Linked DNA regions of Homo sapiens: region 1 is linked to region 2. A link is a loop called in an ENCODE intact Hi-C map of the cell type or tissue named here. Cell type or tissue: IMR-90. All regions are shown on one strand. Each heading gives the region's core, and the rest is flanking DNA. Links, peaks and the distances in the headings are about the cores only. Region 1 overlaps COL8A1 (collagen type VIII alpha 1 chain). Region 2 overlaps COL8A1 (collagen type VIII alpha 1 chain).

Region 1 (16,701 bases), core at 6,423-11,422, 140 kb before region 2:
TCTGTTCACCGTTCATTGTATTCTATAAAATATTTGATAACAGTCACCCACTACAGACATTCTTTTCCCCTGTGGGATGTCATACTGCATTAAAACTCTGTATTTACATAACAATAATATGAGTTTGGTCCATTTCACATGGAAGAATTCTGGTTAATTTTGAACTAAATAGGGATTATAGCACAATCCCTAGACTTTAGAACACGTGGTTGTTTCATCTGCTTTTACACTAATATGTTAACATGTTGTGCAGCACTCAAAAGGGAAATACAGGCACATAGATAATTATTTAAAACTCTTTTTTAAATTAAATGGAGTATCATTTAGGTCTGAGATTAGCACCATTGTAGAATGCACAGTATTTGGCATAGATGTTGCTCCTCTTCTATCTAAAAGTTAGAAACCTATGTCTGATAATACACATACACACACATGCGCACGCATACACACACGTGCGCTCACGCGCACACACACACACACACACATATATATATATATATAGGCAATTGAGTGACAACCAATAAATAAGTTGGAAGATATTTTGAAAAGTGAAATTTGGTTTTAACTAAAAAGATAATTTCTCTCTTTCTTGGTGGGAATTAAAAGCCCATACATGTACAGATAAATACAATTTTACAAATCACCTGATCTGACTTGCTTTTAAACCATTTCAATGTGGCTGTTTAGCAGAAGGAGCCCAATGGATCCATGCTGCCCACCATAGTCATCAGCCCAAAACCAGTATCCTCAAGAACAACCCAAAGTATATTTGGCCACATAGATGCTGTCTGCTTTGAAAACAAAGGTTGTGGAGGACATCTTTTTGTTGGGAAAAGATTGTTGTATAATTAGTAGTGACAAGAACCCCTGTGGTAATGGACTAATTTCTCTTCTTAAAAATTGAGAAGAAATGGTGCTTGTATACTATATAGGGAAATGAGATATTGGCCAAGAGAAGAATTTTTGTGATGGTAATAATGATTCAGATTTGACAAAGACACATTTCCATGTGTTTTCATACCGTATTTATTTGTGTATTTTTCCATCTATATCTATCCCCTTAACTCATGGTTTTATTTTTGACAAAAATATACAAGATTCCACCACCATAACCCCACATTATTGCTCCAAGTGATAGAGTCAGCAGCAGGCTAATAGCAGGCTCGAAATGGGTCTTTGGTGTTTGGAGACCAGATTAGAATGCCCAAAGCAGTTAGTATGTGCCCAAGCAAAAACCTGGAAAAATATTTATTTCTGCTTTTCAGACTTGTATTGGCCTTTGATTTGTGCCGAGTACAGGATGACATTAAAAACACAGGCTCTTGTTGCCCTTTGACATTCTACATAGCCCTTCCACAGTCCGCTTCTAAGGAAACAGTTCTTTTCCTATACTTTTACTACCTACACCCAGAAGCAGCACATCTGTTTTTAAATTCGAAATTTCAGAATTATTTTTTCAAATATTAATTTTTCTATGTAATTCTGAAACTCCCCCCTCACCAATTATGGCTTGGATTTTGAAAGCTGACTTTGGCCGGGCACGGTGGCTCATGCCTGTAATCCCAGCACTTTGGAAGGCTGAGGCAGGTGCATCACTTGAGGCCAGGAGTTTGAGACCAGCCTGGCCAACATGGCGAAAACCCATCTTTACTAAATATACAAAAATTAGCCAGGCATGGTGGCGCAAGACAGTAGTCCCAGTACTCGGGAGGCTGAGACAGGACAATTGCTTGAACCTAGGAGGTAGAGGTTGCAGTAAGCCAAGATCGTGCTACTGCACTCCAGCCTGGGTGACAGAGTAAGACTCCATCTCAAAAAAAAAAGAAAAAAATTGACTTTGGAACCTCAGATTACATATCAGTTTGCATACATGCTAAACAGAGAAATGTCCTCAAAATTCAGTTACTAAAAATTACTGATATCTCCATGATTAGAACCACACTGTGGTTGTGTGTGTAGTCAAAGGAGGAGAATTTTTAATGCTATATAAGCATAACTGATAACTGCTATTACAAATAAATATTCCACAAATTTGGAAAGTTATTAGAGGAAGAATTTTTTTTCCTTGTAATTTCCAGGTGTTTATATTAGTTGGGCCATAGTGAAAATTACATGGAGGAAAGAAAATAGGAAAATAAGTCACAGAAAAAGAAAATCAAAACAAATAGAAACTCTGGGGAACAAGTGAGTTAATTACTGCTCATGTCTCCCATCCGGTTCTCTAGCTCCTTGAGGGTTACTGTCTAATGCTCCACAAAAGTGCCTTACCCAGTGCTTGGTACAGAGAAGGCACTGAATAAATTCACAAAGGCCGATTGGTTCACCCATTCTTTTAGAGACAACAGACACGCAATTCTGACGAGGACTCCTGTTACTAAAAGACACAGCCTCTGATACAAGAGAGATATCCCTTTGACTAAAGCATTACCAGGGTCCCCAGGGCCCCCTCCCACTGGGGCGGTAACACTACGGGTCTCCCCACCATATATTCCATGTCAAAGTATCTACACAAATACAGAGGAAATTAAGCAAGTAAATACGGTATGTAATTGTTATCATTTGTATTTCTTTAAGGCATATTTATAAATATTTTAAAGTAAACAATATGAGTGAGTGCCTTTCATTAGCTATGATCTTTCATACTGATATATTTTGACTGATCTGAATAAGCAGGTTACTGTGGAAGCATATAACATAAAACAGCTAATATGATTCCAGTGGGTACAACCAAGTGTCAGTACTTGATACATAACTCTATCCCATCATTCGCAATTACAGGCTGCTGTGTGGAGTATTAAACATGCATCTTAGTTTTTATTTGTACACAATGGTCCAAATTTTCACTTACATATAACTTTCCAACTGTGTAAGTGTTTTGAAGCAATTATGTTTTTCATTTGGATTTTTTGGTGTGTCATTTTCTTCTATAAAATCTCTTTCTTTTCTTTGTTTTTTGTTTTTTTGTTTTTACATGGGATACAATAAATATCCTGAAAAGGAGGAGTGGACATACTGCCCGGCATACAGTCCTGCAGCCTGTTCTGAGGGCATCTGGAGGAACACCCGGTCTCCGGGCCTGAGCAGCAGCACTGCACTCCCAGATGCCTGGTCCAGGAAGCCCTTTTTGTACTCGTCGTACGTGTACATCACGGGCTCGTTGTTCTTGAATAGAGCAACCCACACGTTGCCCCCCTTGCAGTGAACGTGGTATGCAAAGTAGTAGACACCAGGGACCTCACAGGTGAAGATGCCTGTCTGCGGGTTGTAGTTCTGTCTGCCGTTATACAGCAGTTTGTTAAACTTCACTGGGGCCCCCACCGGTGGGAAAGGTGCGGTTAGCTCGGCGGTAAATGCAGGCATCTCATAGGCTGGCCCTCCATTCTTGCCTTTCTTAGCCCCGTAGGCATGGGGGGGTTTCACGCCATCAATTCCCAGCCCCATATCTGGCAGATACTCTCCCTGGGGTGGTGGTGTAGGGGGCATCACAGCTGGGGGTCCTGGAGGTCCTGGAGGGCCTGGGGGTCCTGGAAGGCCAGGCTGGCCTTGAGGACCAAGGGCACCAGGCTTCCCTGGGGGGCCATGAAGTCCTGCCACTCCGGGTTTCCCTATACCAGGGAACCCAGGGGGCCCTGGGAGGCCCGGCTCCCCTTTGGGGCCTGGAATCCCAGGTGGTCCAATGGGGCCACTAGGGCCCCCAATCCCTGGGATACCTGGGGGGCCCTGTAAACCCTGATCCCCTGGGATTCCTGGCTCTCCCTTAGGTCCGAGAAGCCCTGGAACACCAGGGAGTCCTGGTACACCTTTTTGCCCAGCTTCCCCCTTGGGCCCTATGGGACCTGGCAAACCCCTCATGCCAGGAGGCCCTACTTCACCAAGGAAACCTGGCTTTCCTGGGAAGCCTTGAAGCCCTGGCTCACCCTTGGGACCTGGTGGCCCCTGTGGCCCTACAATCCCACCTTCTCCTTTGGGTCCAGGAAAACCAATAGCACCTGGAGGGCCCATAGGACCTGGGATTCCAGGCAGGCCTGGCTCTCCTGGAGGACCCCCTATTCCTGGGGCACCTATTGGTCCTTTCTCCCCTCTTGGTCCAAGAGCCCCAGGAACACCTCCCATGCCCCGGTCACCTTTGGGTCCTGGGAAGCCTGGTTTCCCAATCCCTGGAAGGCCTGGGGGTCCTGGTAGCCCTGGCAGTCCTTGCTCCCCTTTGCCACCTGGAAATCCTGGCTGGCCTGGGATCCCATCCTGGCCTGGCTTTCCAATTCCGGGTATCCCAGGAGGTCCTTGAACCCCCGGTACCCCAATAGGGCCTTGTGGCCCAGGTTCTCCTGGAGCCCCTGGCTTTCCCAGGGGGCCCTGGGGCCCAGGGAAGCCTGTCACTCCTGGTTTGCCCACTCCTGGCAGTCCAACAGGGCCGGGAGGGCCGTGCATCCCTGGAGGCCCCTTTACACCTGGCGCACCTGGCATCCCGAAGCCCTTGTCTCCTTTAGGACCCCGAAGGCCTTGAGGTCCTGGTAGTCCTTTGGGTCCTCGATCACCCTTTGGTCCTGGTTGCCCTGGTAACCCTGGCCCACCTGGCTTCCCAATGCCAGGAAGTCCATGAGGCCCTGGAGGTCCTTGTGGTCCTGGGATCCCCATAGGCCCAATTTCCCCTTTCTGTCCAATTTCTCCTTTTGCCCCAGGCATGCCCATGGCTCCTGGCTTCCCTGGCATTCCAGGCATACCTGGCTTTCCAACTCCTGGATATCCCTGTGGCCCTGGTTTTCCTTTAATTCCAGGTATCCCATGACCTGGCAAACCAGGGGGCCCAGGTGGTCCTCTTGGGCCAGGCTCTCCACGGGGACCTTGTTCCCCTCGTAAACTGGCTAATGGTATTTCTACTGGGAAGAGAAGAGAGAGAAGGGGTATGGGGGGAGAGAGAGAGATTGATTAGTAGATTGTCTCTCACATCAATGAAGTACTGACAACCATTATTTAGTTCTGACACATTTGCCTAATACTTATCAAGAGAAAAGACTAGGAATAATATGCTCATCTTCTAGACCTTAAAAATCAGGCCTGGCATGGTGGCTCGTGCCTGTAATCCTACAACTTTGGGAGGCCCAGGCAGATGCATCACCTGAAGTCAGGAGTTCGAGACCAGCTTGGCCAACACAGTGAAACCGCGTCTCTACTAAAAATACAAAAATTAGCCGGGTGTGGTGGCACATGCCTGTAGTCCCAGCTACTTGGGAGGCTGAGGCAGGAGAATCACTTGAACCCAGGAGGCAGAGGTTGCAGTGAGCTGAGATCACACCACTGCACTCCAGCCTGGGTGAAAGAGCGAAACTCCATCTCCAAAAGGAAAAAAATAAATAAATAAGAAAGAAAAATCAAGCTGACAATTTTTTTTTATGTATTTGAGGTATTTTTTTGATAACTGATATGTGAAGCTGCTTGTATCAACATTGGTTAAGTAAAGAAGCTAAAAAGTAATGAAGAAGAAACATTTTTCCAAGTATAAAACTTGGAGATATTATGGTGTGTTTATTATAGTGAATTTGGAAGATTCAAAGATGTATAAAGAAAAATCAAATTTGCCTATAAGCCCACTACTCAGAGATAACCACTTAACATGTATATATATTTTCATCTCATTTGTTCTATCTGTGTGTGTGTGTGTGTGTGTGTATTTTAAACAATATTGGAGTTGTTATCCAAATTATAGTTGTATTTTATTTATGGGGTACAAAGTGATACTATGATTCATGAATACAATGTGGAATAATTAAATCAAGCTAAATATATCTATCACTTCAAATACTTATTTTTATCTCGTGAGAAATTTGAAATTTACTCTTTCAGTGATTTTGAAGTGTGTAATACATTATTATTAACTATACTCGCTATTCTATGCAATAGATATCCAAAAAACAACTTATTTCTCCTGCCTAACTGAGGCTTTAAACCTTTCATCATCATCTCTCCATTCTCTCCCTCCTGCCCCACCCCAAGGCCTCTGGTAACCACCATTCTCCTCTGGGTTTCTATGAGTTCGATTGTTTTAGATTCCACATTTAAGAGAGAATATGCAGGATTTTTCTTCCTGTGCCTGGCAAAGTTTTTAAATATAATAATTTATGGCCAAGATATTTCCTCTTATGCTTAAATACAGTATGATGTGAAATAGGAAAGAATAGAGTTATTTTTTGTGTGGTTCAATAACATCTTTCCACATCTCTCCTTTAGAATTAGTAGATTTGCTTAATTTCTTGAAGGTGCTGTGGGATTTCCTAAGCCTCAAATATTAGTTCATTAATTTAACAAATAATTTCTCATATACAAATCTGGCTTTTAAGTAGGAGAGATGAATAAGATATTTTAGAATGATAAACAGTATGGATGAAGTCGAGAGCTTGACTTAGGAACAAGAAGCTCTGCTTATCTTTCTGGTCTTGGCGTGAGATTGTGACTGGGTCCCTTAAGCTGTCAGCATCTCTGCTTGCCTATCTGTACAGCAAGAATAAGAATAATACAGCCACACTACAAGATTAGAGAATAGATGTGAAAGGTGTCACCGTTTCTCAAATTGTTATTGAAATACACAGCACGTGCTGTTATAATGAACATGCTGTGCCTTTCAGATGAACACAACTCTGGATCTCCCATGCTGCTGGGACTAATGGATAACATGGAGAAATGAAATATATGGTCCCAATATCTTCTTGGCATAATACTTATGTCACTAGTAGCACCTTAATCCTGACCATTGTACTTTTTGCTGAGCTACTGTCAGAGAATAAAATACAAACAGAGAACTCATTTCGAGATATGAGGATCCATCAGAGTAAGTACAAGAAGTGCCAAAGGCAAGGCAAGCCATTCAATAAAGGAAGGAAAAGAAATGTCTGAGATAATCTTCTAAGTATAATACTAGCTCCTAAAGAGAAGAAAGTCAGGAATACTTTCTTTACATGAATAGATATGATTATAGTACTATTCAGGCATGCTATTTCTAACCAGCGAATTGTGTAGTTACTGTATTGAGGAGTTATCTGGGGAAGAGTAGGAGAGATGAATCAGGAATCCCTGGTGTCTAGCACAGAGCCTGGAACACACTCTGTTCTTACTGAGGATTTGTTGAATGAGCAGTTGTAGCAACTCCAATTTCCTATGGTGCTTTAGCATTTACTCAGCACTTTACTTACTATGTATGTCACTGATTCTCTCAACAATCTTATTTTACAAATGAAGAAAAATAGGCTCTGAAAGGTCAAATGACTAGGTCTCTCTCATTTCTGGCATCCAGGCATCTAGGCCTCTAAGTTCCAAATCCAGTAGTTCTCCAGAGGTGGAGCTTCCTGCCATTGTAGGGACTAGTGGGACTGGCTCCACTTCCTCAAAGGTAATTGCTGCTCTGATGCAGCAAGTACTAGGTTTCTGAGAACTCCAGACAAACCAAATGAATTTATCGTCAAGTGTCTGTCACACTGAGGGGCATTTTGTTGGTGCTAAATAAATACGCCAAGAAAGCAACAGGAGAGATTTTCAGGTGTCATCCCTAGATGCAGTCTATACTCTTAGTTTCCTTCTGTTGATCTATTGATTGACATATGTAATTAGAGTAGTATTAAGAACACTTGCACCTGTCTAATACTTAGTTCGCAAAATGCTTTCCTGTGACTTTTCTTTTAACACAGCAGGTCCTTACAACATTGCTCTCTTAGTTCAGAAGACTGACTTGTCACCTTTCTTTTTTTTCACTGCTTTAGCTCCCAGCATCTGGCCCAGAGCCTGACACAAATAGGTGCTCACTATAGATAGTTGCTGAATGTTTGAATAAATAAACAATAAGGGGATAGACTATTTGTGATTTAATATATTTTATTTCATCTGATGCTAGTTAAAATAATAAAGCAAAACATAAATGGTAGTCTTATCTGTGTCTTTAAGGCTTGAAGTTTTCAAGAATATGGTTAGAACACAGTAGGCATTTTAAAAATGCCAGTAACAAATTCTAAAACTAAAGCTTCTAAAATTTATCTTCCCCCTCTGATCCCATAATTTAGAGATTTGGAAAGCTGTTGTTTTATAACAGCCTGGGAGTATGATGTTACCTTTGCCTTTCTTGGGTACGGCTTCCTTGCCCATTCTTGGCGCCGGTTGAATTTCCTTCATATATTGGGGTAGGTGTGGATACTCTTTGCCATACTGCAAGTGGGGCATCTCCTTGCCCATGGCAAGGCCATCTTTGGCCAAAGGCATGTGAGGTACTTGCTGACCCAGGGGCTGGTATTGTGGAATTTGTGGTGGCATCTGAGGAGGAATTTGAGGTGGCAGCGGCTTGATCCCATAGTAGGCACCAGCCTGAATGAGCCTGATGGAACTCAGGGAAATGGTAAGCAGCACTCCCAGCAGCTGCAGAGGGCCAGGCAGCACAGCCATCACCTGTGGGAGGAACCAATGCACCAACTTGGTGAAACTCTGCAAGGCCAAGTGACTTGAGTTTATTTAGAGATAGAATGGGGAAAAAAAAGGGAAACAGTCTTTAACATCAGAACTTCATGATAGAAGTCAAATGAAAAGGAAAATGCTACTTTCTATAGAAAACAAACAAACAAAAAATAGAGAATAGTGGAATCTGTCAAATAAAGGCAATTGGTAGGAACATAGACTATGGGAGAGACTACTGGTTGTCCCCCATATCGATTCTGCCTTTCTTGCCCTGTTTTCCCGTCTTCACCTGGGAATAGAGCAGCCCAGAATGAAGACATTTCAGCCAGGCAGGGCCATTTCAGCCATTCTTGCCAATTGTGTATAGTTGTCATGGGTGTACCTTCCAGGAAGAATCCTAAAAAGGAGTGGATATGTCTTCCCCTTCCTCCTTCCTTCTGGCTGGATTGCTGATATGTTACTGGAAACAGACCACACATCTTGGACCATGAGGCGAATGCAGTGCACAGAGAATGATAAAACGAGCTAGAATAAACCTCAGTCCTGGTTAGGCTTTGTTAATAAGTGCCAAAATTATATTCTAAATGGAAACAGTTGATAATTTATAGGCTTTATGCTACAGTAGAGATTTTTCATCTGCCAGATGAGGGCTGCTTTGATGTAGTCACAAATAAATGTAAATGTAAAGAGCAAACAGGAACAAAGCCTGCAGAAGTCTTCTGAGTTGAAGAGAAAATGCTTCTTCATGTAATAGTATGAAATATTTTAAAAATCACTATCATAATTATGCACCTTTATTTCTTGTATTAAAATACTATGAATTCATTAGTTTAGAAATTGGTTAATTGGACCATTAAAGTCTATCTTTGTCCTTTTGTGAAAGAAAGTTTACAAAGCAAGAGTTGTATGAATAAGAGGGAGATGTTTAACTATTAATAAGAATACGCTGCTTCTAAGCCCATTAATAGCACTCTTTACAAATTAGCAGTAAACAGAATTAATATAAATGGGGCTTATCTGTTTATAAAAACCAGCTTGAAAAGACCTCTGTTTGGAAACGCCCTAGGCTTAAAACCAGACAGCCCAGAGAAGTGCATTGTTGGCAAATGCACACTAGAGGGCAAGTGTGATACACACTTAGGTCTGTTCAATATTCTGCCTGCCCACTCCCTGCCCTCTGTAGTTCTAATGCTGGGCATACACGAACTCCATGCTCACAATGTATAAAGGGACTTAATGAAAATTTGAATCTTAAGGGACATGTCATCATAATGCTGGAGAGAGAGAGAGAGAAGTGGCAAATTTCTCACAATTTTTAATGTAAGTATCTTCTGGAAAACTTTGAAGAAACTTCTGTCTGTAAATAATTCAATTTCCATCTTCTTGAGAGTTGTTTTCTTTGCTTTTGCCTTACTTAATTCTGGATCATAGTTTTCTACTTCTTAGAAAATGTGCGTTGATTTTGCAATATCCTATTCCAGGGTAATGCCAAGAGTGTATACAGGCTACAAAAGGATTGGTTAATAAAACACCTAATAAAATATTTAAAATGAATCCCTATCACAAAATTCAAGCTTTACAATCTTTCTAAATACACTAACAAATCATTTTTTCCCTGGAAAAAATGAAGAAACAGTTGCTAGGCCCATTTTGGATTACTAAGATGAATATAATATGGCTGGTGGGCCTTACCATCAAGGAGTTTGTACTCTTAGTGGGGGTGACAGATGTGTAAACTGTTATTGAGTAGCAAAGGATATCTAGTAAAAAGTAAATTTTCCTCCTACTTCTGTTCTCCAGTATCTAAAATCCCTTATGTTTGAAGCAACAATTTTTCCTCATATTTTTCAGATAGTCTGTGGATATGCACATATCATATACATCCCTTTCAAACATAAATTGCAGTATACTATACACACTTCTATTTTTTGCTTTTTTCACTCAAAGATCAGTACTTATTCCTTGTCTAGTTATGTGCATCTAAACAAATTTCTTTAAGTTCTTCATTTATTAAAATATGACTTGGATGTTCCCTTAAGTCTTTTCTAGCTCTAACATTCAATGTCTGTAAGACAGTTACTAGAGATCTGAAAGTGTTAATCCATACCAGAAATGTGTGGTAATATCTGGTAATGTATAAGCTGGTACTTAATTCTACTTTTGGGGATGAATGAATTTAATTATGGAACCCCAGACTTGTGGTGAAGTCTTTAATAATAAGCTAGCATGTTTGGCCCTTCAGCCTTCCATCAATTCAGTGGATATGTTGGATTATACTTCATAATCTTTAAACCAGGACAATCTAATGAAATACTGGAAAACTGGAAGGAGATGAAATGCCTGGAAGAATACCAGTTGAATTATTTCCTCTCATAGGCTCAGCATATCTGTCCTGTAAACCAGCTCTTTAGGTCTGCCTTCTGCCATTTCTCTGGCTCTTTATCTAAATAAACTTTGTTCAGTTTTAACGTGAATATTTATATAAGGGCCCTGGTTAGAATTTACTGCTTTACTTATTCCTACTAATTTTTCTCCTGTCCCTGAGGATATTTTTGGTGGTCAAAGTGGTATGGGGGTTCTCCCAAATCACTCAAAAGAACATCAAATTTGGGTAACTTTATACAAACACCTGGCAAGAAAGAAGGAGCCTTGGAATTTTTGCTGGGAAGAAATTGTGATAGTGGGTTTTCATGCCTCTCTTTCTGAGAATGTGGGACACAATAATATTGTGAGTTCTCCTTAATATTTTCTTTGATTTCTATTTGTTTGACAGCTGGTGTGTGTGTGTGTGGGTGTGGGTGTGTGTGTGTGTGTGTATTTGTGTTCTTGAACATAAGCATATCTAATGTGTGTGAACATTGAATCTTTGCCAGCCAGGCTGGCTTAGTGATGGGTGTCATGTCATATGACAAAAGCACTGTCAAAGAAGTCAAAAGACTTTTATTTAAGTTTTGGCTCTGCCATTCTTCATGCCTATGACCTTGGACAAGTCCTTTATCTTCACTAAGCCTCAGTTTTCTTACCTGTAAAATAGCAATTATAATCTCTGCCCATCCCTCAGAGCTGTTCAGGGGTACAAATGATAATATGAATTCTTCATAAGCCAAAAAGGACTATTCAGATTTAAGTTATTATTAATGGAGTGTGACCAGAAAGACAAATCAAAACCAACTAAAATGTCAAAGATTTTCAAAGAAAGATACTAGCAAAGTAAATGTGAGGTTAACTGCAATAATGATAACCTAACATGAATAAAACAGTAATGGCCATTAAAATGCACTTGTTAAAAATGATTTAGAAAAAGAACAGCTGAACCAAGGCAGTCATTCATTCATGTGTCAAGAATAACCAATCCTAGATACTTTGAACAGCCCTAAATGGCTTCCTATATTTGAGCAGGGCTGCAGAGAATTTCAGATTCCTCATATGACCTGTAATGTACATAACAGAGTAATGTGATACATATATTAACAGAATAATGTGATAGATATTTTAAATGCTCATCAGCATTCTATTTGTACGTTTATCCTCATTGGCTTACTATACAGAAGAATGTTTAAATATTTAATCTGTTGGTCCTTGCCTTGAATCCAACTTTCCCTTTCACATAGGCTAACACAGCATGTCTTTGTGTATGTATGTGTGTCTCTGTTGTGTGTGGTGTGTATAAGCCTCTCTAATCAGTTCCTGGGCTGGTCCTCTGTGCCTCCTACTTGTACAAGATTTGTAGTCTCTCAAGACCCTCAGATTTGCCACCCTAAAGCAAGGGAAAGTCAGGCAGAATCCTCTTCCAGTGTTCACCAGAATTGCCTTCCTGGTTTTTCCATGCCTCTCAAAGAAAATTCTCTCTTGATTGCATTTCTCAGGGCAATTCATTCATTAGATATACCTATTGAACACCTATTGAACACTCAGAACAGGAAATGTTCTGAGTATTGGAGATACAGTGGTGAATTAGAGAGTGGAGGTATTATCTTATTGAACTCACAGTCTAGTGTGGAGAGACAGGTGATAAATGTTAAAAATACATTTTATAATTTGAGATTTGAGTGCTTTGAAAAAGCAATGCAGGTGTCTTAGTCATTAGGGCTGCTGTAGCAAAATACCATAGGTTGAGTGGTTTATAAAGAACAGCAATTTCTCAGTGTTCATGAGGCTGGGAAGTTCAAGATCAAGGTGCCAGCAGATTGGTTGTCTAGTGAAGACCCACTTTCTGGTTCATAGATGACACCATTTTGCTGTATCCTTACATGATAAAAGGGGCAAGGGAGCTCTCTGGAGTCTCTTTTATATGAGCACTAATTCTGTTCATGAGGACTTTGCACTCATGATCTAATTATCTCCCATAGGCCCCACCTCCTAATACCATCACTTTCGGAGGGGGGTGTCATATTTTAACATATGAATTTGGGGACATAAACATTCAATGTATAGCAGCAGGATAAAGGGTTCAATAATGACAGAGTGGAAGAGCTCCGATGTTTTGGAAAGAACGGTAGGGAATGACATCTGAGGAAGTAAATTTTGGATAGAGATGTGAAGGTTGAGAGATGTATCTTTCTTAAGACAACGTATGGGGAAAAAAGGAAAGAGTCCTGTTTACTACAATGTTAGTTGAAGGTACCTTTCACTAATATAGACTCATTTCAAAAGTATGTTCTTCATCCATGCCTGACCTCATTTTGAATTCTTTATTTACGATATTCTTTTTTCCTGGAAGATAATTATTTTCCTTTTATTTCTCTGTAGATTTCAGTCCTACCATATAGTTTTCTCTGGTTGTCATAACAAAGTATCTCAGACTGGGTGGCTCAATAGAAATTAATTTTCTCACAGTTCTAGAGACATTGAAGTTCAAGATCAAGATATTGGCAGAGTTGGATTCTGCTGGAGCCTCTCGCCTTGGCTTGTAGATGGCAGTCACCTCCCTGCGTCTTCACACAGTCTTTCTTCCATGTGTCTGTGTCCTAATTGCCTCTTCTTATTTACCAGCCACACTGGTCACCCTAGTGACCTCATTTTAACTTAATTTCCTCTTTAAAGGCCCTATTTTCAAATATGCTTAAATTCTGAGGTACTTGAGGTTCAACATATGCATTCTGGGGGATGCAACTCAGCCCATAACACCTTCTTTCCTCCAGACCAGTTCTATTCCTGCCTCCTCTGTGAAGCCTTCCCCACCTTCTCCATCATTGTTATTCTCCTAAAGTTTAATACAAAGTCAAATGTAATTGTAACCAAGCTTATGTTTTTTTCTTGTTGTTTTTTGTCCATTAGACTAAACATGATTGTAAGCTTTCTGAGGACAAGAATAATTTGACTTCTCAATATTTACTGATGGATCCTCATCATCAAAAGTCTTAGTGTGTTGATAGGGGCTTTCAAAAATACCTAATTCAGCTTCACTCCCCATTGAAAATTCTACCTACAGAGGTTGTTGACAGAAAGCCCTCATATTTTTGACTTGGATATTAATAATGATGGGAACATTTAAAAAGCAGCTCAGTATTTTGTACAATTTTGTTGCTTTTTAAATTATCTAAACAACTTTTAGAGAGACTTACCTTTCTTGATTCACATATGGAGGTGCACATGCAGTTTACTATTAGTGGTGGAGGAAGGGAGGGCATGTTGAGAAAATGAATCCCAAAACTTGGTCATAACATAAAAGATGGGCACATGACCTTTTATTGTTGTGCTAAGATCATTTTAAATAAGCCCACCTTAGGGTCATCTGATCAAGGATATGTACCTTTGTTGCAAAATTGATTAGTATTAAGAGATATTAATGACTCTAACTATATTGATCTATGACCCTCAGGTAAGTAACTCAGCATTATCTCAACATTGTTTTTTATTTACTGGAAAAAAGTCCCAGGTACTATGTAGTCATGAGGTGCATAATGATGCTTCAGTCAGCAAAGGACCATATTTATACTAGTGGTCCCATGAGAATATAATGGAGCTGAAAAATTCCTGTCACCTAGTGAGGTCTTAGCCATCATAATGACTGTGGTGCAATGCATTATCTTTTCTATGTTTAGATATATTTAGATACACAAATACTTACCATTGTGTTACAGTTGCCTACAGCACTCAGTACAGTAACATGCTGTATAAGTTTGTAGCTTAGGATTAATAGGCTATGCCATGTAGCCAAGGTGTGTAGCAAGTGGTACCATCTAGGTTTGTGTAAGTACACTCCATGATGTTTGTACAATGACAAAATCAGTTAATGGTGCATCTCTCAGAACATATTCCTGTTGTTAAATGACACATAACTATACTTCAAATACTTTATATCATTAATCCCATATCCATTTCTTAGGTCTTTTTTGACATTACAGTTTCTAATTGATAATATCCCCATCCTATATTTATATGATTGATTATTTTACTGAAATTCAAGACTGTATACAGTTATTCCTGTTACATTCCTAGTCAAAAATTGAAAATTGTTATTTAATTATGTGTAGGAGCTGCCATCCAATATATTAGCTAACAAAGTTCCAGCTTTGTTTTACAAGGTACAGATCCATCTAACTGTACAGTCAGTTTTCTCCATCTTGTCTTCCAAATATCAAGGCCCTCCTTTTGCATGAAATAAGGAATTCTTCTCTTACATAAGACAAGCTCTTAGACAGGCTTTCTTACTCTTTGGTTTTCTGACTAGGAATACAAGCTTAAAGTATTCATTAAGTCACAAAGCCACTGGCAAGGTAAATATGCTGAGATGGAGCCTGATATAGTTTGGCTCTGTGGCCCCACCGAAATCTCATCTCAAATTGTAATCCCCATATGTCAAGGGAGGGACCTAGAGAGAGGTGATTGGATCATGGGAGTGGATTACCCTGTGCTATTCTCATGATAGTGAGTTCTCATGAGATCTGATGGTTTAAAAGTGTTTGGCAGATCCCCCCAAACCCCGCACCTTGCGCGCACGTGCTCTCTCTCTCCTGCTACCTTGTGAAGAAAGTTCTTGCTTCTCCTTCTCCTTCCATCATGATTATAAGTTTCTTGAGGCCTCCCCAGCCATGTGGAACTGTGAGTCAATTAAACCTCCTTTCTTTATAAATTACCCAGTCTCAGGTAGTTCTTTATAGCAGTGTGAAAATGGACTAATAGCCCAAATAAATAAGCCTGTCAGATTCTGGTCAATCAATCACATGGAGGCAGTGGGCAAGACCATCCAATGAACATTTACTGGTTTTGGTCAATCTGCTCATTTACATCTACTGGGATGGCTATAAATGTAAAACAGCCTAAATTATATGCTTCACTAACAAATTCTGAATTCTGTAATTAAGAGCAGCCAATCATCCCCATGTACTAGCTATAGGCAGATAATGACCTCATGGGACCAACGAAACTTGAGAAGTCAATTAGGTTGTGCCCCCAGCGCTAGAAATGAACCACACACATAATGCCTCTGAAATGAGTGGCCAACCACCACATTCCAAAGGTTCTCCAGAGGAGATTTTACAACATTCCCTAGTAACCAATTGTAGGATTTCACATTAGATTTCCTAATATCTAATCCGAATCTCTTCTGCCGAACTGTAAGTTCATTGCCTTTTTTCCACTCTCAAAGGAGTTGGGAAACATCTGGAGAATATTTTTCTTAAAATAATAGCTCACGTATTTGAAGTTTGCAATTAATTTTTTTTTTGTTTCTCTAACTGGAATAGTGTCAGCTGCTAAACAGTTTATAAAACACTTGGGAAAACCCCTAAAAAGAAATTCTAAAGTAGAATATATATTTTTTCTTTCCTTAATATGAAAGCATCATTGCTTTCAGAGCAGAAAATACCTAAGTTTTAGTTCGGACCCAAGTAAGTCACCTATTCTGACTAGGCATTAGTTCCCTCATTTGCAGAATGAGAACATTAGCTATATGACTTTGAGGTCCCTTCTACTTCTAAAGTTTTTTGTAATTGTGAATGTGAAGAACATATCCACACTTATAAATAAATAATGTCAGGGGCCGGGTGCGGTGGCTCACGCTGGTAATCCTAGCACTTTGAGAGGCTGAGGCGGGCGGATCACCTGAGGTCAGGTGTTCGAGACCAGCCAGGCCAACATGGCAAAACCCTGTCTCTACTAAAAATACAAAAATTAGCCGGGCATGGTGGCACATGCCTGTAATCCCAGCTATTCGGGAGGCTGAGGCAGGAGAATTGCTTGAACCCAGGAGGTGGAGGTTGCAGTGAGCTGAGATGATGCCACTGCACTCCATCCTGGGCAACAGAGCGAGACTCCATCTCAAACATA
Region 2 (16,701 bases), core at 7,327-12,326:
ATGTAAAGACAGTTTCCTGTTTTGTATATTTTAAATCTATGTGTGTTGAATGTCTCAAAAGACACCTATTAGGTAGCTGACTTGCTAGCTTTTTGGCACCTAGTGGGTGGGATGGGTCTTGAATTAGTTATCCTTGACAGTCCTTGAGTGAGAGCCTTCTGCTGGGTAGAGATGGGTATGATGTGAGAGGACACTTGCCCCAGGGAGGGCTCAGAGAAATGCAGAAAAAGTGGCCTCTCTTCCATACTAAAAGGAAGAAAGGGGTTTTCACATTCCCCGTGCATTTGTTCTCTAAGTGGCTTTTTACTGGTTTCTGTGCCTTTCAACTGCAACCTATGGGTGCAGTAGAAACCATCCTTCATGGCATCTAGCACAGGGCTTGGCACATGGTGGGTCTCAATAACTATTGAATGAATGAATAAATGAGGTTGGCATGGAAGTCCTAACCAAACAAAACTGAGATAATAGAACTTGAGAAGATAAGTCTTAAAAAAAACCTCTTATGGTCCTTCTTCCTTTGTTTTTATGAACTAAAATATCTTCCACTATAGCTTGTAATTTCCTTTATTCTCACATTGTGCTTTTTTTTTTTGAGACAGGGTCTTACTCTGTTGTCCAGGCTGGAGTGTAGTGGCACAATTACAGCTCACTGCAGCCTCCACCTCCCGGGCTAAAGTGATCCTCCCACTTCAGCTTCTTGAGTGGCTGGGACTACAGGCATGCACCACCACACCTGGCTAGTCTTTGTACATTTTGTAGAGATGGAGTTTCGCCATGTTGCCCGGGCTGGTCTCAAACTCCTAGGCTCAAGTGATCTACCTGTCTTCATCTCCCAAAGTGCTGGGATTACAGGTGTGAGCCAATGTTCCCAGACACATTGGGCTTCTTAGAGCCATTTTCTTAAGATAACCTGGACTGATTCTTGGTAATTAAGACACACAGGTAAAAAAGTCAGGACATTTCTGACAGGAAAATGGAAATCAAGTAAGGTAGAATTGTGATAGTTAATATTGAGTGTCAACTCGATTGGATTGAAGGATGCCAAGTATTGTTCCTGGGTGTGTCTGTGAGGGTGTTGCCAAAGGAGATTAACATTTGAGTCACTGGACTGGGAAAGGCAGATCCACCCTCAATCTGGGTGGGCACCATCTAATCAACTGCCAGCACGGCTAGAATAAAGCAGGCGGAAGAAGGTGGAAAGAGCAGACTTGCTGAGTCTGCCGGTCTTCATTTTTCTCCTGTGTTGGATGCTTTCTGCCCTCAAACATTGGACTTCAAGTTCTTCAGCTTTTGGAGTCTTGGACTTACACCAGTGGTTTGCCAGGGGCTCTCAGGCCCTCGGCCACAGACTGAAGGCTGCACTGTCCGCCTCCCTACTTTTGAGGTTTTGGGACTTGGACTGGCTTCCTTGCTCCCCAGCTTGCAGACGGCCTATTGGGGGACTTCACCTTGTGATCATGTGAGCCAGTAATCCTTAATAAACTCCCTTTCATAAATACATCTATCCTATTAGCTCTGTCCCTCTAGAGAACCCTGACTAATACAAGGACTCTGGTACACTGACATTAAATATGGCAGGGAATATGCACAGGGCTTAAGGAGATTTATTGATGCATCAAAATACAGGGGCCAGGATGCATCTAGGATGCTGGCAGCCTCAAGGAGAGTGTTGTAGAGCACAGCAGCACAAAACTCCAGAAACTCACGGGATGAGGTAAGATCTTAGATGAGACACTCAGAACAGCCACATTTTTCCTGGTGATGCCACAGCTGCCCACCACACACACACAGACACATACACAACCCACACGTGGACTCTATATATACTGTGCATTGACATGGTGAAGGGAGAGAGATGCCCGTGAACTGGACAGGCATTGTGCAACCAGGAAAATTTCCTTTTAGGGGAACTGGTGGGGAGATTGAACTGTTGCCATTTGGTATAAACAAAGAACAATTAAACAAAACACAACCCCCCACCCAAACCAAACCAAAACCAAAAAAAAGACCAAAAATGTCAATCAGCCCATAAATAGTTTACACTGCCACCATGACCAATGCACAGCAGGACTCTGGCATAGTAAAGAGTTCATTAAATGAGCTACAAGGCACAGAGATTCTTAGTGCCCTTATTTGCAACACGTAGACAGCGACACTTGAAGCTGCTGCTCACCTAAATGACCGCTGTGCTGGCACTTAATTAAACATTCAATAATTGGTTTTCATTAGTATTAAATAAACTTTTATTGAGCACCTTCTGACTAGCAGACACTTTCTTACATGTTATCTTATTTAACTTTCACATCAATCCTGAGAGGTAAGTTTATTTTAGAGCAGAGGAAGCAAAGACTTGGCAAGACTTACTGTCTTGCCCAGGATGGCTGCGTTGTTCAGTGGTAAAAGTGGGACTTCATCTCAGGGCTTCTTATGCTAACTTCAGTGCTTTTTATTCAGGTCATGGTAGTAGCTTCCCATAGATAATTTAAGGTATTTTATTTTGTCTGCATAAATTACACACATTTGGGCATTAAATAAAAAGGGGGATTTAAAACTATCATTTAAAAATTTACAGACAGGTTTAAAATGGGTGTCCTTTAAAATCATAAACTATACAGAAGATAACCTACAAAACTATTCCTGCTGACTAGCCCATCAAGACATGTTAGCTGCCATATTATTGAGGAGAGTTTGGGTTCTCTTCTTGAAAAGCACATTCTCAATCACTTTTCCCTAAGCAAACCTTGCAGGTCAGTCCGCTTTCTTTTGCTGCACTTTCTTTTTTCTGCTACCAGGATGCTCCAAACTATTTCTGGATGTGATTTTGTTAAGATTCAGCCTGGATTAGTAGAAAGAAGAGGACTTCAGGGATGGGATGATCCAGATTTATATTCCAGCCCCAACACTCACGATATTAATGATATAAAGAAATTGACTTAATCTCTCTAAGCCTCTACTGCCTTATGTGTAAATTGTAGATAAAACCCCTCCCTACCAAATTCAAATGAAGGAATGTACATAAAATAAATGTAGCAAACTGTTTCTCCACAAAGGTTATTATCATCATTAATTATAGATTATTTTCATGTTTCAAAGTTCCCAAATTAAGATCCTTGCAACACTCTTTTGCTGATGTGGTGACAATGAATTCTATTTCATAAATATGAGAAGCTAAACATCTCCAGTGTACTTTCTCTGTGGAAAAGGAGTCATGGATTCTTCCTTTAGCCACTGGCTCATGTCTGCAGATGAGAATTTTATTTATATGTATTCAAATGTGATTTAAACACATGGTGATTCTTTTATGGCTAGATATAAAAAATTTACAAGTTAAATGTTATTGCTATCTTTACCATTGACTCTAGAGCTTTCTTATGATACAATTTGTAAACATTTTACAAGGCAGAGGAAAATACACACCCATAATTATTTCTTGATGTTGTCTGGCTCATGACAGCAGGATAAAGTCTTTTATTATTTTAGAAAGAGTTTTCATTGAAGGTTTTTCCAGTCATTCCAAGTAAACTTAGCTGCGAATGGAAAAGATACAGCTGATTGCCCTGGCTTCTGGAGTGGCTCTCCTGCCCTTGTCCTGCTCTGTGCTGAGTCAGAAGGAAAGCACGTAGGGTGGCCGACCTCTGACATCATTAAACATCTCTGTAAACTATTGCTGTTAGAGATTCACTCTGGCTTATTTTCTGAAGGCTTATTAATAGGTTAGAATCTAATCTGCAGACAGAATGTTTGATCACTTTGCTCATGGCTTTGCCAGGTACAGGATTTTATTGCATGGTTGGCCTGTTGGCATGATGATTCCTGAAGGGCTGTTGGTAAGCCAGCAAGTGCCAGGGGCACATCATTGTCAAATTCCAAGACATGCTACCTCCGCTGACCTGCTGGCGGAGAGCTTAGCCTTCTTCGCAGTGTTTCAGGTTGTCCACTGCAGAACACAGAAATAGAGACAAAAATGCTCTGGGAAAATCTATGATAAAGAACTACTTTTCTTTAAAAGGTGGTGAGGTTTCAGGAGGAAAGAAAAGCAAAAATCTGTGAGCTGAATTTGTTTCCGATACCCAGGTATAGTCTGTCTCTGTAGAAATGGTCATATTGAAGACTGAAGCAATTGTATGTCTCAGCAGGTATTTAAACCATGCTTTTTCCCCAAAGGGAAAAGAAATGAGATGGTAATGAATAATGGAACTTTTTCATTCCTCATCCCATTTTGTTTATATAGTGATAAAGAATCCAGGCAGTGATAGGGTGTCATTCTGAGGGATTTTAAGCCACTAAAATAAAGGAAAAAAAGGAGGCAAACACCATTTGTACAATATTATTAAAATTACAGATATAGGGAAGAAGACTTCTTTAAAATAACATAACACTTGGCAAAAGACCCTGTAGTCAGGCAATGCATTGAACATGACATTTAATGAACACTACTGCAGTCATAGCATTCACTGGGGATAGAAAAAAGCATATCTTATTCAATTTTTTCAGTAGTTTATATGCTCACCAAGGGACCTAAACCATAGCATATAAAAAGTTAAATAGTTTCTTGTTCAATATAGTATCCATTAGCCACATGTGGTTATTTAATTTTAAATTTAAAGAGATTAAAATAAAATGTAAAAAATCCAGTACCTCATTTGTGTTAGCCACATTTAAAGTGCTTAGTAGTCCTAGCACTTTGGGAGGCCGAGGTGGGGAGAGCACCTTAGCTCAGGAGTTCGAGACTATCTTAGGCAACATGGTGAAACCCTGTCTCTATTAAAATACAAAAATTAGCTGGGTGTGGTGGCGTGCACCTGTAGTCCCAGCTACTCGGGAGGCTGAGGCAGGAGAATAACTTGAACCCGGGAGGTGAAGGTCACAGTGAGCCAAGATCATGCCGCTGCACTCCAGCTTGGGCTACAGAGTGAGACTCTGTCTCAAAAAAAAAATTAAAAATAAAAATAAAGTCCTTAGTAGCCATACATGGCTAGTGGCTATCATATTGGAGAGCTCAGCTGTAGAAGGCAGAATGATTCCATCATTGCAGAAAGTTCTATTAGACAGTCCTGACTTATTCAATACAGTGCATAGGTGACATATTACTGACATTTAGAGTAACTGCTTGTTAGTTGAGAATAGGGAAGGATCAGTGCTTGTTATAATATTGATGAAGGCTTTAATAGGATTTTGAAATTATGGTTATTCTGACAGGTTGAAAGGAGAATGGGGGACATTTTCTGTAGAGAAAGGAAAAAGGAATGTTTGGGGGAGTAGTAGCCCATCAGATTTAATTCCTGTTTATAGACTTGAGGGAGGTGAAGATGAAAAGAAGCTTTGGGGTGAGATAGGTTGTGAGACTCGACTGTCAAGCTAAAGTGTTTGTTCTACATTTCATAATGCCATTAAATCCTTTTGAGCAGGGTACTAACAATCCTGGGACAATGGTCACATGGGAAATAATTTTTCTTTGTGTAACCTGGTATATGGAGCACCAATATTAATATTAGAATACCATTAGGCATTCATCTTATGCCCCATGTTTAGCTGCAGAGTTCAGTCAAAGCCTAGTAACACTGTGTATGTGTATGTGTGTGTGTGTGTGTGACAGAGAGAGAAAGAGTGAGCAAGAGAGAGCACATATTTATGCTATGGGATGGGGAGGAAAGGGAGATGTGGAATGTGGAAGCGCGGTTCTTGGTTCTCTCAGAAAACCACACGGAAGACTGGGGTAGTGTTGGTCATTTCATGAAGTCCTAAAGAAATCAGGATATTCTAAATTTTATTCAGAACTTTTATTCTTTCTAAGATGTTCATTTTCATCAAGGAATATTTCAGAATGGAAAGGAGTTTCTACCATATCTAGATATACCCCAATCACATCAAGGCTTCAAGAATGAACTTAGGCCAAATTGTCCCTTTTTAGAACAATTTATGGGGACAGAGAGTAGCACAATTAAAATCTTTATTCACCGTCAACTTATTTTATTCCCCTACCTCTATTTTTTTCTTTTCTTTTCACATTTATTAAGCCCTTATTATGTGCCAAGCATTGAGGTTGCAGAGGTAAATAAGACACAAATCTTTCTGCAAGGAGCTCACAGTCTTTATGGAGGTGGATACACAAATTAAACTCATGCCATTATAGAATGGAGACAACTGTGGCAGGGCTTGTACAGAGAGTTCTAGGGAGTCTGAAGGAGATCCACGAGGCAGCTTGGGTTAGGCTGGTTTCAGGCATGTTCTCACAGAGGGGAAGATACTTACTTAATCTGAATCTTGGAAGAGGAGTATAAATTAATCTAGTAGATTAAGTGAGAAATACTACAAGCAGAGAGGGAAGATCAAGAACAAAAGCCAAAAAGCATAACAGAATGTGAGCATGGGGGAAAAAGCTAGGCTTTGTTTCCTTTTTTGTCTTTGGCACAGGATAAAGGAAGGGCTTGAGGTATATTTATTTCTATATATACTCTCACTGCAGGCTAAGCAGCAGGTGTAGACAACATAGACATTTTCCTAGGTGACTCTCATGGCTTGGGGGAAACATTTAAGTCATGTTTACTGTCATCATCTGGCTACGGTTTATGGTAAAAGTCGTGCCAAAGAGAATAATCTGGGGAGCTAGATACAAGTTCATTTAATGTGCCGAAGTGCCTTTGCTCTAGTGTTTCTCATAGAATCATGGAAATTTCTATTGCCTTAAGAATGACATGCTAGACTGTCATTCTTTTTACCGGATTGGTGCCAAGCAACTTGTCTTCACTTGGGGAGAGTTTATGGACTAACTTTTAGCCCTTAAAAATTACCCTAGGGAGAAATGATGTTTTTTGTTTTGTTTTGTTTTTTGTTTGTTTGTTTTTTCTTTTCTAATTACACAGTCCTTACTTTTTTGGCTCTGAAATGACAGCATGCTTTTAGATTAAAAAAAACAAAAAAGAAAAAGAAATTAAAATCACTGTATTAAACAAGAAACAGAGCCAGTAAGCAGTGTCTAGGAACAGAGCCACTAGAATTCTCTCACTTTCTTTATGAGTCAGAGGCGTTGTCATAGGAAGTTTATTTTTATTTTTTTCCTCCATGATAGGACAAGACATCATGAGAAGCAGCACAGGCGGGCAGGAAGACCATGGACTTTGGACTGTGACCTGGATAGAAGAACCTGCTCTGCCTCTTCCTAGCTGTGTGGCCCTAGGCAATTTGCTTAACGAGTGGAGGCTTAGTTTTTCTCATCGTTAAATTGGGAATAATAACACCCTTCTTGTAGGGTTGACATGGGGAATATAGATAACGGGACTAGCACAATATCTGGTCCTGTTAGATAACAAATAGCTTTTATTATTATAACCATTAATGATGTGTTTGAATTTCTCCCTTCTCCTTTAGATGACTATGAGCTACTTATTTTCTGAAAGCAGAGGGTGCTCAACTGTGCCACTTACGGGATACTGACCTCCAGGCACTAACTTTGTGAAGTGGAAAGATAATTCCCAGAGTAATGTCCTAAGAGAAATAGTAAATTGTATGGAGTGGGAGGTCTGAGTGTCATAGATAAACTAAGTAATTCCTCATTCAGTAAATTACACCAGAATATCAGTGTGTTCCTCCTACAGAAATTAGCTCCCTATTGATGGTGAGAAAGCAAATGCTCAAAGAAAATATTTGGCCAACGATCTTGGTTAGTTAATGATAGTAAAGATAAAGCAGGAAATTAACAGCTCAGAGACTGATGAGCTAGTTCAAAGAATTATCTAGGCTCCTTGTTTATTGAACTTATTGCTCATTGTTGGCCGCTTCTCTCTATACAGTATCCAGAGAGTGGGATGGAAAGGAAGAGACAACTTCAATTTGTCCAGTGTTCTAAAGATTTTTTGGGTAGAAGTGGAGGTTGAAGATATGAGAGAGAGAGAGAGAGAGAGAGACTTGAATAATATTTCTGGCATTCTTGCTATTATTGTAATAAAGAATTGAGCCATAGAACAAAGGCATGTTATCTGCTTCTTTTGTTCCTGTTTCCCCTGGGTTTTAGAAATCTCTCTACATATCTTAGAGTGACATTCAGTATGTATTACTTAACAACTAGCAAGACTGAAAATACCATGTTCTGACTGATCTTGAAATAATGCTGCAGGAAGTGATTCTTAAACTATTCTTAAGCTGTTCCGTAGAATATCAGTCCCAGGAGATGCGCTCAGGCAGGGTAGATATGTCATCAAATGTTTAAGGAACACTCGATTGTAACATCTTTGAAGGATGAAAATATATATAGCATATAAAAATTTCTGTGAAGCCATACAGTGAATAAAAATGTTTAATATTGTTTCATTGAGTGTTTCTAAAGCTTATTTGACCACAGAACTTTTTTCTGTATAAACACTGATGAATCCCAGGTAGCAGTGTTTTGAAATGCACTTTGGAAAATGTTGAAGCAAGGGATGCAGAGATTTTATACAAAAGTCATTATTAAACAGTTATCTTTCTCCAGTTAAAATAGAGTTTTTAGATCAGAAACCCTGTATTGTATGTGAGAAATTCCCCTTTGGCTGGTCTCAAAATACAGATTGGTAAGAATATAAGCCTTTTAAGACTCTTTAAGCCATTTTCTAATTATTATTTGTTTTTTTACTTTCCACTTACCCTTGATCTTGTTTGGCCTTTTGAGATATGTGGGATTGACCTCTGTATTCTGAGAAACAAAAATGCTCTTGCTATATCTTGGAAGGTTATGTGGCTACTTGACATTTTATCCCATTTTGACTGATTTTGTATAAATACTTTGAGCCCTTCCTAGTTATTGTAAGTATAATCCATTTACCGTACTAAATTAGTAACCGTAAAATGCATGCTTAATTAGTATCTTTCTGAAAAATACTTGACAGGACCTCACATGTCTCTAAGTGGTAAAGAAGGTAGTTATTTAAAAATTGTTCTGCTTAAGATAAATAAATTAAGGCACAGAGACGATCAGTGACACGCCCCTTGCCCCAGAGAGAGTCAAGGTGTTTTTGAAATTAAAACACTGAAGATTTTCTGGTGATTCACAAGTCACATGCACACCAACTCCATAGCTTCATCTCTATGGACACAAAAAATGATCTTAGAGGATTGCTGTTTTGCTGTGAATGTCATAATTTTTACTAAGCAAGCAGCTCTCCTCTGGTGTGCCAAGGATTTTTTTTATGGTCCTAATTGATCTCTATCCCCCAAAGGGTTCTGAATTATGCAAGTGTCTCAAGTCTTAACAAGCCATCCCCACACAGCTGTGCAATGGAAATGTTCAACAGAAAGGTATTCACTTCAGTCTAGGCAAGACCCTGGCTGCTCCCTGGAGAGACCCAGATTTAGGGGAGCAGGTTCTGGACCCTCTGGGTGGAGAAGCCTATTTGGCCCATTTCTGTCTTTTTTTCTCCCAGCTCCCTTCCCCTTACTCCACTGACAGGGAGGGTCTAGTCACCGCAGGCTTCCTCAGTCTTTGTGCTTGTCTCTCACTGACCCCCAGCTGCCAGGCTTTGTTTATTACTGAATTGAGCATTTAGATTCAGTCTTGGCTGGTGGTAGCCTTGGAAAGAACATTTTCTAAGATTGTTTTAGTTTTCTTTCAAATAAACTTCCACAAGCCCGGACATTTCAGGCATTGCTAATGCCAGAAATGTGGGTGATTTATTCTTAGAGGCTTAAATTAGGATTTTTTTTTTTTTTTTAAAAAGAAAACTAACAATGTGATCTACTACAATGGCATACATTTTAGCCATTGGTTGTAAGGGACACTTTGCTCTGCCTTCGATCCGAAAAACTTAAATCTAAAGGCCCCTTCTGGGACCAGATCAGTTTCTATTGAGACACCCAGCCCCTGGCTCCCTCTACTGGTGAACAACCTCCCTCTCCATTTGGGCAGCAGGGGATTGTAATTAACTGGGGGCTGGAAAAGGGACTAGACATGTCCTTAAACTAGAACTGTGGATCCAATAGCATATTTTTGCCACAGATCCCCTTTCTTTCCTCATTCTTCCAACCTCAACAATCTTGGCTACCTAACTCACAAATTCTTAGCTCCCCCTAGTGCCCTCCTTCATGTACTTTTTGGCTTTAATCTTATGTCTGCCATTTAACAAGAAGTCGCTTGTTTGGATTGATAGCATTGATGAACACCATGACTCCTGGACTTTAAGACTGGGCAATCGCTAAGTAGATCATTAAAGAAATACAATAATGTACAATCATCACTGAATTTATGAATGAAGTTTAGGCTTATCGTCAGAGTGTAGACACCATGCTAGTTGGAAGAAGATCCTAAATGGGATGTTGGCTTGAAAATGCGTCCCACCTGCCCCATCACAGTGCTCTTCGGTCAGCTGTTAATATTTGAAATCCTCCTACTGAACTGAAGGCAGCTGCAACTTAACCCCTCTGCTGCCATAAACTAGCCATAATTGCCTTAGAACACAAAGCCTCAATTATGCAGGCCATTGGCCCAGACTTCCAAAAAGCAGCTGTTTTATCTAGCTAACAGAGGGGACTAGAGAAGCTCCCCAATAGGCTAGATACATGTTATTTCCTAGAGAAGTTGACAGCTGACACCCACACCCAGGCCTATTTAGTTAGAGTTGGAAAAGTAGCACATGAAGTGATTGTCTTCAGTCTCAGCACATCAAATGATCCAATGCCTAAATATCCTGTGATGTAAACACATCAATTGGAAGCTTAAGAGGGACAGTCTTCAAGAAAGACTTACTTAAAAGAATGTTTTCACAGTGATGCTTAGCCATAGACTGTGTTAAATTTAACATATAATAGATCGATTTTAGAAACACACTTACTATTTCGGAGATATGGAAATAATTGTCAGGCATGCTTCAGAGGAAAGTGAAGAAGCATCTGGGCTAACATCTGTCTGCTTATTCAGGGTAAATTGTTTACAGAAACAATACAAGAATATTCTTTCCTGCCTTCGTCACTTTCTATGATGGAGTGACTTTATGTGTTACCAATAATTGTGTTGTTATTTTAGCAGAGAACATTTCAATGACTTGACATCCATGGAGTTATTATCCTGGGTCAGAGTCAAGTCTAAAAGGAGGTGAAATGAGGTTCCTTTCCCACTTGAGGGCCAGTCAAATGATAAGAAGAGTTTTAATAGATATGGTACTTATAAAGCTTTCACACCTGTGTCATCCAGGCTTCAATTAGTGTTGTATTTAAAGAACCCTGACTCAAACAGAAAGTCATCTCTCAAGCATTTGAGAGGGTCTGGTTTTGGACAATGCTATTAAAATCTCTTGTAGCATTTCAAAACTCTTGGAGATTCTCCCTCCTCTGTTTCAGAGGAATAAACTCTCTTAGCTTCACTGTCTTGTCTCTATACTCTTAGTCCCTTGATCACCTCTCCCCTCTGCCCCTCTGTTACAACAAATCTCATACCTACACATTCTGACTGATGTGTCCCTTAATGTTTTTCCTGATTATCCATTATGGGTATTTTGCTCTTTCTCTCATTAGAGGCCGAGGAAGGTACAAAATGGTTAAATTGGCAACACTTTGTCTGTTGGGTGGAAGAGGAGAGTTACGCTGTAAATCTCACATTCTAATTCATTTGTTCTCTCAAATGAATATTGGAACTAGATCTTAAGCCTCCTGTAAAAAATAATACAGTTTCTAGAACTCAAGTAAATATGGGAAGAACTAGTGAGAATATTGCAGACAGGAAAACGGCTTAGCCATTGCTAAGGCTAAAATGAACTCTTCTAGATTTCCCAAAGCAAGGGAGAATCTTAAACTCAATACATTTGAGACCTGAGTCACTGTATGTCTGTATAGACTGTTTTCTACGAAGTAAAATTTACTTTGTAAATCCATTACTTTGTAGAAAGTAGTTTTATAGACTATATTTTCTACAAGTAAGAAAGGAGTTTAGGAAAATGGATATTTTATACTTAGCTTTTTTCCCCATTCATTCACCCACTCAACACAGATTTACTGAGCAGCTACTATGTACCATATCCTGGGCTGGTTAAAAACATACCATCCCTGTGATGGTGATGACCATTGACTTCACTCTTCACAAGAATTTATGTCAACGTGTCCTAGACATTTGGTAGTAGAGGTATAGCTGTAGTCCAAACCTCTACCAAGCTATGGTTTCTGAGAGCCCTGTATGTTAAGTGCCTACGGAATGCTCAGCATAGTCAAAGACACCTTAGATTCACATTATACGAGGAGCCACACTGCAGTTATTCAAGATTAAGCACTGGCTGGAGAAACTGGCTGTATGAACTCCAGCCTTGGGTGTGCTGTACTCATCTGGGTGGCCTGGGGAAAGACATTAATCTTTCTGATCTTTTGCACCTGTAAAATTAACTTTTAGTTACAATTAGCTCCAAGGTCTTTTCCAGCATTTATCTTTTATGATTCTCTAAAGTTTTTTTAATTTCCAAGAAGTTATAATAAGTACTGGATAAGTAAAATGGCTTTGAAACCTCATCTCAGATATTCTGTTGGAGGCAAGTAGCAATTTTAAATTACTTTCTTCTAGGTATGTGAATTAAAGTTTAGAAAAATGTGAAGCTTTTACATTTGATAGGGTGAAAATTTATATCCTATTTAAGAGAAGTATGAGGAAATTTTTGGTAATGAGAGAAGCCACAAGTATGAGTGGTTCTTTAGAAACTTGTTCTATGAGAATTAAAAAGAGATTTTTTCCAGGGAAAGAACAAAGGAAATGTCACAGAGGGACTATGACTGCATCTGCACATCCTGAAAGGTTTGCTGAAGGAGAGAAGGGTCAGTTTTTGTTGTCCAGGAGGGACGATGGAAGTGAGCCCCAAATAAATAGAGGACACCGAAGGTGAATTGTCAGGTGTGTGTTCATATTTTACATAGTCAGCTAAAGTTGTTGCTTTTGCTCTTATCCTACATTGAGAAGTTAGAATTCATTATTTTTATTTTTATTGATTACTCTGTGATCAGTTTTGGTGAACACTTTTTGTTTTATTCACTTCAGTTTGATCTGATGCAATTTCAATGGCTTCATGAATTTGAGTACACACGACTTCAGGCTTGTAGACATTCTAACCTTGTGTGACTCCCTTTAACCCCATTCCTGCAAATCTGCTTGAGGAAAAACTATGAAGAACCTTCTCCCTCAAACAACAAATGGAGTTACTAAAGTGATAGAGGGATCTCTCATTAGCAGCTTTTCTCTGTTTGTGTTGAAATGTGGTTAATGCTCATACTTCTCACTCCTTATCTCTCTAGAAAGGGGAAGTTTAATAGAGCTATAATTTAGTAGTGTGGGGTGTAACCTGCTGTTAATATCTGCCAGGTCACTGGAAGATCTTCTTCATTATATTCTTAGCATTTTGTGACAACTTTTGAACAGGTTCTTTAAATAAATGTGTATTCCCAGATGCTTTAGGGATTGAGATATCCTTTTCACACAATGCTAAAAAGAAAGATTCTCTAAATTCCAAAGGGCATTCATTCTCCCCTTAATTCTCCTCTCCTCTCCTTTTGGTTTTCTTTTCACTCAATAGTTAGACCAGTGCACCTTTCACAAGAATACACTCAAGTTTCAAGATCTGTACCTTCTTTAACTTATGTACATGTATGTTTATAGGGGTCTGGTTGAAGAGAAGGAGGTCAAGGCAGAAACACCTAGCTCCCAGAGGGTTACTTGGAGGACCAGAGGTTTTAGGAAATACGGTGTGTCTCAATCTGTCTGCAAGTTTCCATACCAAAGTGAGTAACCATGGATAAGGAGTAAATTGCTGTTTCTAACTTTTAACTTACAAATAAGCACTCAACATTACACTTTTCAGGAGACTTAGGGTTGGTTTTGTTGACGTGACCCATCTGTTAGTTAAAAACATGTTTTAAGGAGTTTTTTATTTTAACTCATAGTATAGCTTTTAGAATTATGACTAGCAAATTACTGTGGGTTTTTAAATATGGGGCAAACCTGAAATCATTTTCATCATTAGAACCAAGCTGTTCTTTTCTGCTAAAGAAGGAGGGCTAAGAAGAAGGGCATAGTAGAGATGGATCTTATACTCTCATTGATTAAAAAACAACAAACAAATAAAAAGACAAGAGCAGACATGGATTTTTGCTCTTCCCCATCCCCTCATGTTCACATAAATGAGGGTTGGGAGAAGTTGCGTTTCGTAACAGAGCTCCTAATCTTGCTTTTCTCCTAGGGCACTTCTGTGATTCCTCCAGCTTCTCTTTCAAGTCCCTTTTCACCCCAATCCTCTTCTCCTTGATTTTTATTTCATAAATAGGAATAAAGTGGCATATGTTTTCTGATCATGAAAAGGATATCATTTTATAATTTTGACAGTAGTAGAACATCTAAAATGCACATTTCTGTAGGATCAGCAAGCCCTCAAAATCAGTAGAGCTCCCTTCTTGTGTCTCTAGTGAAAGCGGCAGCTTCTCATCTTATCTTTTCTGAGAAACATTAAGAAGTCCTCCCAAGTCTGCCTCAATGGCATTGGTTGGGTATAGTCATGGACTTGATCAAGAGGCAGCTATATAATGGCAAAAAGAGGAGACTCACGTGAAGTATCCACATCCCATGCAGAAGGGGAGATTTGGGGGCGACTACATGAAACTTCGACACTGATTTTTCTAAAAGCTTAAGAAGAGCAGTGTCATCTTGCTTGGTATGTACCCTATGGAGAAAGGATAGCTTTGCTCCTGGGAAACTTAGATCATGAGCAATCTAAGATGATCTCACTCAGTTATTTAGGGGCTTGAACTTGATGGGACATAGGGAAGGCAGTTACTGTTTAACGGTCCATAGCTGGTCCGGTGGATTAATTGCCAGAGAAAGCAGAAGTAAACCCTTGGAGAATACTTTTATCCCCAAACTTAGGAATAACTGGAAGCTCATTTAAACTGGGAGCATTTCCCCCTCCACCCCAAGAAAAGATAACTTCCCTCAAGGGGATCTGGTGAATGAAGCAGCGTATTTTCATCCTTGTGATAATGGGTGTGAGTCAGGCACTACCATAAAAGAAGAATTAACTTGAATGTGCCACATACTTGGTCTGGCCTTGTCCCATACCTGTACTCTTGTCATGGTTGATTACCTATGTGCATCAGATATAAAGCAAGCAGTCTGCATTGTGGCATGAGATAAAAGGTATGTTAATATGCTCAGGTCACATACTATCTTGGCCAATAGTAATTTTATATAATTTGCTTAAAGGAAACTGCACTTCTTGCAATATTTTTTTCCAATGAAGAAAAATTTAACGTGACAGAAGCTTTATATATAACTCTTGCATTTGAGTAACAGCATTGAATCCTCTCCATCTCAAGCAGAACTTTTAAATATTTTTATTACTTTTGATATGCAAAAGCTAAGGAGAAATGGTTTGGAAGACCTAAGTTAAATTTCTAATGAGTCTTGTTTCTTTAATAGGGGAGAATTTCATACAGCTTCGGTGAGTTTTTTCTTTCCACATGAGATAATATAAACAAACAAAAAAATAAAAAAGTGAAACATTTCTCTTCTTACTTTAAGAACCTTAAGGGCTAAAAGAGTGGTTTGGTTTCCTGACTGGTACTTTTGGTTTGCCTTCTCTAAGTGGTCTTGAGCAATTCCCCAGAGGAAACATTTGAAGAGGGTTTTTCTCCCACTTGAGAGAGTTTCATCCCACACAACCCACAGAATTTGATGGCAAACTTCATGGACCAAGTGTCTGGTTTTACAGAAGTGGCTGTGGAGTATGTTTTTCCTTTCACAGGTGCACATTTATTCTACCTTAGGAATAAGAAGAGATCATTTTCTTTTAAAGAGGGTAGCTTAAACACTGAATATCTCTGATAATTGGATGCCAGTCAGGTAGGTTGTGATTTACTAAATGCGGGGGAAAAAAGGTGGAAAGAAGGATTAAAACTTCCAAAGCCTTTCTCGCTGATCTTTCTTTACAACCATCTGGTGTGCACAGAAGTATTGTATAATCTGGCCTGTATTATTCTCTTACTGTGAAACATATTGAAACACTTTATGTTTAGGTGTGTGTACAGAAATTCATGAAGTTCTTTTATACACTTTCTTAGTTCCATCGTAATTCTCATTTTAGGATGTCGTGAAAAGATAGCCTGGTGAGAGAGCACATTCTACCCTGGCTTGTGAATTTGGATTTGTTCCTTCCTATCTACCAGCCACCTGATTACTTACTGTCCCCGTGCAAAGGGCACCCGTTCACATCATTTTTTTCCAAGCGCTAAAACCTGGAAAGATATTTTTTTAAAGGACTCACAGAAGCTGTCTTGGGGGTTTGGAAAACATCACAAAATTGTTAGCAGACCTTTTGACTGTGCTATTTTTAGGAAGTTAACTGTGTTCTTTTAAAGTACATTTTTGACAATGGGACAACGTTTTCCTTGCCCCCACTGATGTGTGAAATATGTACAGTGAAAAACGTCAGTACAACACCCCAAACAGATACATTTTAACCTAAGCAACAGTCAGCAACAGGAGAAAAAGTGATTTAAAAAGAGAAAGGTTTCGCAATATTTATGCTGCTGTTTCTTCCCTGAAGGAGCTTTTATTTTACCATTCAAACAGAAGTTTGTTTTCAAACCAGTTGCTAGTTAAAGGAGCAGCGGATCGCGCATCCGTAAGAATCAGCTCTAACCAAACAGCAAACGCGTTGGCCAGAGGGTGACTTATTCCCCCATAGCAACCCCTGGTAGGTGAGCTGCCTGCAG

What was found. A loop is a pair of places that touch in the nucleus more often than their neighbours do. Peaks named below come from ENCODE experiments on the same cell type or tissue, not always from the same donor. Only the 100,000 strongest peaks of a DNase experiment are listed, where the experiment ranks them.
Region 1: it touches region 2 in a loop (8-fold over the local background); 9 of 110 quality-filtered maps call a loop at or near these places.

The regions. Positions count from the first base shown.
Region 1 is chr3:99,782,403-99,799,103 of GRCh38, reverse strand. COL8A1 (collagen type VIII alpha 1 chain) reads right to left here. Exons shown (of 4, transcript NM_020351.4): 3 at 8,094-8,424; 4 at 1-4,874. The coding sequence starts at 8,421. The coding sequence ends at 2,968. Among named protein-coding and RNA genes, the nearest start is that of CMSS1, 27 kb to the left of the region's middle. RefSeq lists an enhancer at 3,934-4,933. In IMR-90, for the core only: a CTCF peak has its summit at 9,540; a DNase peak (open chromatin) is centred at 9,563.
Region 2 is chr3:99,638,679-99,655,379 of GRCh38, reverse strand. The region is part of intron 1 of COL8A1 (collagen type VIII alpha 1 chain); the gene reads right to left. LOC124909401 (a long non-coding RNA gene) reads left to right here and starts at 16,700. Exons shown (of 2, transcript XR_007095981.1): 1 at 16,700-16,701. In IMR-90, for the core only: a CTCF peak has its summit at 10,010 (motif pointing left); a DNase peak (open chromatin) is centred at 9,999; H3K27ac peaks cover 1,947 bases.